Regions from separate parts of the Homo sapiens genome. Here region 1 is linked to region 2. Evidence: read pairs that join two places in POLR2A ChIA-PET (ENCODE). Cell type or tissue: K562. All regions are shown on one strand. Links, peaks and the distances in the headings refer to the core of each region. The heading gives the core; the rest is flanking DNA.

Region 1 (2,808 bases), core at 13-2,512, 500 kb after region 2:
TCTCAACGCCAAATGCTGTGGAGGATGTGAGGCATAAAGAACTCTCTTTCATTGCTGGTGGGAATACAAATGGTGCAGCCACTTTGGAAGACAGTTTGACAGTTTTAAAAGCTAAATCTTATCTTACCATACAATCACACTCCTAGGTATTTATTCAAATGAGTTGAAAACTTATGTCCACACAAAAATCTGCACGTGAGCTTTTATAGCAGCTTTCCTCGCAATTGCCAAACTTGGAAGTAACTAAGATACCATTCACAGGTGAATGGTTCAGTTAACCGTGGTACATCCGGACAGTGGAATATTATTCAGCAATAAAAAGTGAGCTATCAAGGGCAGGCATGGTGGCTCACACTGTGATCCCAGCACTTTGGGAGGTTGAGACAGGAGGATCACTTGAGCCCAAGAGTTCTAGATCAGCCTGGGCAATATAGCCAGATACCATCTCTATGAAAAATTAAAAAATGAGCATGATGGTGGTGCCTGTAATCCCAGCTGTGTTGGAGGCTAAGGCAAGAGGATCGCTTGAGCCTGGGAGGCTGAAGCTATAGTGAAATATGATTGCACCACTGCACTCCAGCCTGGGTGACAGAGGAAGACCCTATCAAAAACAAAAAACAAAAACAAAAAACTATTAAACCACAGAACGCATGGAGGAATCTTAAATACATATTGCTAAGTGAAAGCAGCCAGTTGGAGAAGGCTAAATAATGTACGTTTCCAAACTATATATTTGGAAAGGCAAAACTACAGAGAGAGTAGAAAGATCAGCAGTTGCCAGGGTTTGGGGTGAGGGGTGAGGAATGAATAGTGAAATATAGGGGATACTATTCTGCATAACACTGCCATGGTGGATACGTGACATTGCACATTTGTCAAAACTCATGAACTATACAACACAAGTAGTGAACCCTAAGGTAAACTACGGATTTCAGTTAATGATAATGTATCAATATCGACTCATCATTTGTAACAAATGTGCCATACAGATGCACAATGACAGTAGGTGACACTGTATATGTATAGAGAGGCGCTGGGTATGTAAAAAGTCTATGGACTTTTTGTTCAATTTGTTTGCAAACCTAGCGCTGTTCTAAAAAGAGAAAATCAATTAATTAAACAAAGAAATAAACAAAAAAATCATTATGCTACACAGAAAAATGAAAGCAGAACCACGGACAGCAGCTTGGACACCACGTGTCTGACCAAGGCAGCACCATGGACAGCAGCCGACAGTCCTGGGGCGTTCCTAAAAGACAAATGTGGAACAGTGGTTGACTTATGTTGTCAAGGTGGCATCAGGGACAGGAAAATAGCCCTACTTAGGGGAGTTTGGTTTTTGTTTTTGTTTTGAGACGGAGTCTCGCTCTGTCGCCCAGGCTGGAGTGCAGTGGTGTGATCTCGGCTCACTGCAACCTCTGCTTCCTGGGTTCAAGCAGTTCTCCTGCCTCAGTCTCCTGAGTAGCTGGGAATACAGGCACGCGCCACCATGCCCAGCTAATTTTTGTATTTTTAGTAGAGACGGGGTTTCGCCATGTTTGCCAGGATGGTCTCCATCTCTTGACCTCGTGATCCACCCGCCTTGGCCTCCCAAAGTGCTGGGATTACAGGCGTGAGCCACTGCGCCTGGCTACTTAGGGGAGTTTTTAGATTAAGAAAGCATTCTGGGCCCGGTGGGGTGGCTTACGCCTGTAATCCCAGCACTTTGGGAGGCCAAGATGGGCGGATTGCTTGAGCACAGGAGTTCGAGACTAGCCTGGGCAACATGGCAAAACCCAGTCTCTACAAATAAATGAAAAAAACAAAAAAGAAAAAAAATTAGCTGGGCATGTTGGCATGCACCTGTAGTCCCAGTTACTTGGGGGGCTGAGGTCGGAGGATCATTCGTACTTGGAGGCTGTGAATCTATGTCTTAATGATTATGGTTCAACTTCTTAATTTTTGCCAACATCATTTTGCTAACATGATTTCTTGAATATTCTTCTCTTGATTTGACTTTTTTTCTGATTGCTAGTGAAGCTGACACCTTCTAAACTGTTTATTGGCCTTATGTATTTTTTTTATTCTCTGAAATACCTGTTCGTGTCTTTTGGTCTTTATTTTACTTGATTGATTGGTTGATTGATTGAGACAGGGTCTGACTCTGTCTCCCAGGCTGGAGTGCAGTGGCACAATCATGGCTGACTGCAGCCTCGACCTCCTGGGGTCAAGCGATCCTCCCACCTCAGCTTCCCAAGTAGCTAGGACTATAGGTGTGTGCCACCATGCCCAGCTAATTTTTGTATTTTTTGTAGAGATGGGGTTTTGCCATGTTGCCTAAGCTGTTGGCCTTTATTTTCTATTGGGATATTTATCCTTTTCTTCTTTATTTGTAGGAGTTTACACATTTTTGATAATATTCCTTTGTTAAGTTTAGGTGTTGCATATGTATTTTCCCGGGTTGTGACTTGTCTTTCACTTTCTTTATCTTTTGATGGACATGACTTTTTAATTTTTGTATAGTTAAATTTACCAATAAGTCTTTTACAGTTTGTGTCTTGTCTAAAACACCTTGAGATTTGGTTTTGTGGGCAGCAACAGCCCTCCTGTTACCTAACCTGGCTTACTGCACTATCCCTAGTGGTTCTCTTACATCTCACTTGCACTTTTGTAAATAACCCTTTGTAAATAACTTCTCCTGGCATTATGATAATGGGACATAGATAGAAAGTGTTACAGTGTTGGGGGATGTGCTCCTTATGTAATTTCTCTGGCCTTTGAGAAAGACAGGATCATAAGAATGGTGGAATAGTTTGGTTGTTGTTTAGT
Region 2 (2,808 bases), core at 140-2,639:
TTTTTTTTTTGAGATAGAGAACACCCAGGCTGGAGTTCAGTGGTGCCATCTCAGCTCACTGCAACTTCCACCTCCCAGGTTCAAGTGATTCTGTCACTTCAGCCTCCCAAGTAGCTGGAATTACAGGCATGTGCCACCACGCCCAGCTAATTTTTGTATTTTTAGTAGAGATGGGGTTTCACCATGTTGGCTAGGCTGGTCCCAAACTCCTGACCTCAAGTGATCCACCTGTCTTGGTCTCCCAAAGTGTTGAGATTCTACACGTGAGCCAATGCACCCGGCCCCTTTTTCTAGTTTTTGTTTTGTTTTGTTTTTTGAGGTGGAGTCTCGCTCTGTCACCCAGGCTGGAATGCAGTGGTGCGATCTTGGCTCACTGTAACCTCCACCTCCCGGGTTCATGCCATTCTCCTGCCTCAGCCTCCCAAGTAGCTGGGACTACAGGTGCCCACCACCATGCCTGGCTAATTTTTTGTATTTTTAGTAGAGACAGGGTTTCACTGTGTTAGCCAGGATGGTCTTGATCTCCTGACCTCGTGATCCACCTGTCTCGCCCTCCCAAAGTGCTGGGACTATGGGCGTGAGCCATCGCGCCTGGCCTTTTCCTAGTTTTTTAAGGTGAAAGATGAAATCATTGATTTAAGATCTCTTTTCCTTTATAAATAGGCATTTTATTGCTATAATTCTCCCTGTAATTACCACTTTAGCTGAATCCTGCACATTTCAATGTGCTGTGTTTTCATTTTCATTCAGCTCAAGATTGTCTCCACTCTTAATTTCCTCCCGGATCCAAGGGTTATTAGGAAGTGTATTGTTTTGTTTCTAAATGTTGGGGATTTTTCAAATATGTATTATTGATCTCTATGCAAAATGCTCTCTGTCCATGATGACATTTCATCCTTATGGCAACACTAGCTTGCAGACACTGTTGTCTCCATTTTATGGAGGGAGCCCTTGAGGATGTGAGGGGTGACAGCCCCAAATCTCATAGCCAGTAGGTAACAAAGCCAGAATCCAATCTGAGGCCATGTGGCCACTGGATCCTTGCTCTCACCTGACAGACTAGAGGGGTTATTTCGTGTGCTCCCTCACCAAAGCCTGTGAGGTGCCTGCAGGTGCAAGGGGCAGCATGCCTCCCAGGCCACAGCGGTGCAGGACAGTCAGGCAGTACAGGACAGTCAGGCTGTACAGGACAGGATTGGCCAGAGGAGCAGAGGGTGGGGAAGACCACACCCACAACGGTAAGAGGTTTAAAGGGTGTGGTTTCAGCCAGGCTCGGTGGCTCAGGACTGTAATCCCAGCACTTTGGGAGGCTGAGGAGGGCAGATCACGAGGTCAAGAGATCAAGACCGTCCTGGCCAACATGGTGAAACCCATCTTTCCAAAAAATACAAAAATTAGCAGGTGTGATGGTGGGCGCCTGTAGTTCCAGCTACTCGGGAGGCTGAGGCAGGAGAATTGCTTGAACCTGGGAGGCGGGAGTTGTGGTGAGGCGAGATGGCGTCATTGCACTTCAGCCTGGACGACAAGAGTGAAACTCCATCTCACAATAAATAAAATAAAATAAAATAAAATATAAAAAAGGGTGAGGCTCTACTGGGCAATGGCCCAAGGTGCGTGCTGCCAGAACTAAGCCTTTGCTCAGATGGGCTGCAGAGGAGGGGTGCTATGGTCTGAATGTGCATTGTATCAGTCTGTTTTCACACTGCTGATAAAGACATACGTGAGACTGGGCGATTAACAAACAAAAGAGGTTTATTGGACCTGTAGTTCCACGTGGCTGCAGAGGCCTCACAATCATGGAGGAAGGCAAGGAGGAGCAAGTCACGTCTTACGTGGATGGCAGCAGGGAGAGAGAGAGCTTCTGCAGGGAAACTCCCTCTTATAAAACCGTCAGATCTCGTGAGACTTATTCGCAATCACAAGAACAGCACGGGAAAGACCTGCCCCCATGATTCAATTCCCTCCCACCAGGTCCCTCCACAATATGTGGGAATTCAAGATGAGATCTGGGTGGGTACACAGAGCCAAATCATATCATGTGTGTTCCCCCAAAGTCCATATGTTGACGTCCTTGCCCCAAGGCGATGGTTTTAGAGAGGTGGGGCCTTTGGGAGATGAGGTCATGAGGGCTGCTTCCCTCATGAGCGGGATTAATGCCCTCAGAAAAGTGGCTGGCTGGGCACAGTGGCTCACATCTGTGATCTCAGCACTTTGGGAGGCTGAGGAGGGAGGATTGCTTGAGTCCAGGAGTTTGAGACCAGCCTAAGCAACATGGCAAAACCCTGACTCTACAAAAACTACAAAAACTTAGCCGGTTGTGGTAGCATGTGTCTGTAGTCCCAGCTACTTGGGAGGCTGAGGTAGGAGGATTGCTTGAGCCCAGAAAGTTGAGGCTGCAGTGAGCTGAGATCACACCACTCCACTCCAGCCTGGGCGACAGATTGAGAACCTGTCTCAAAGAAAAAAGAAACAAGAAAAAAGAAAAAACGTGGCTGGAGGGAGCTTGTCTGCTGCTTCCCCCATGTGAGGATGCAGGAAGAGGGCACTGTCTATGAACCAGGAAGTGGCCCTCACCAGACACGGCATCTGCCAGCACCGTCCTGTGAAATGAATAGTGGTTTATAAGCCACTTGGACTGTGGTGGTTTGCCATTGCAGTGTGAACCAACTGAGGCAGGGAGTAACGCTCCCCACGTGATGTGAAGGCATAAAGAATGGAGCCAGGTTAGAGGGAGAATGCGGAGAACTGCCCTGGGGACCGGTTAGGTGCCCCATGCTGCAAGCGCCCCAGGAAGCTTGGAAACATTTA

The links. ChIA-PET counts read pairs that join two places held together with the same protein. Peaks named below come from ENCODE experiments on the same cell type or tissue, not always from the same donor. Only the 100,000 strongest peaks of a DNase experiment are listed, where the experiment ranks them.
Region 1: POLR2A ChIA-PET joins it to region 2 with 7 read pairs; 1 of 35 experiments calls an interaction of 5 or more read pairs at or near these places.

What each region holds. Positions count from the first base shown.
Region 1 is chr14:105,800,164-105,802,971 of GRCh38, forward strand. It overlaps IGH. Among named protein-coding and RNA genes, the nearest start is that of MIR4539, 56 kb to the right of the region's middle. RefSeq lists a silencer at 1,122-1,322. In K562, for the core only: no CTCF peak of the experiment used is centred there; a DNase peak (open chromatin) is centred at 1,208.
Region 2 is chr14:105,302,946-105,305,753 of GRCh38, forward strand. It overlaps a transcript of BRF1 not described here, the pseudogene LOC124903409 and a transcript of PACS2 not described here. Among named protein-coding and RNA genes, the nearest start is that of BRF1, 3.3 kb to the left of the region's middle. In K562, for the core only: no CTCF peak of the experiment used is centred there; a DNase peak (open chromatin) is centred at 1,216.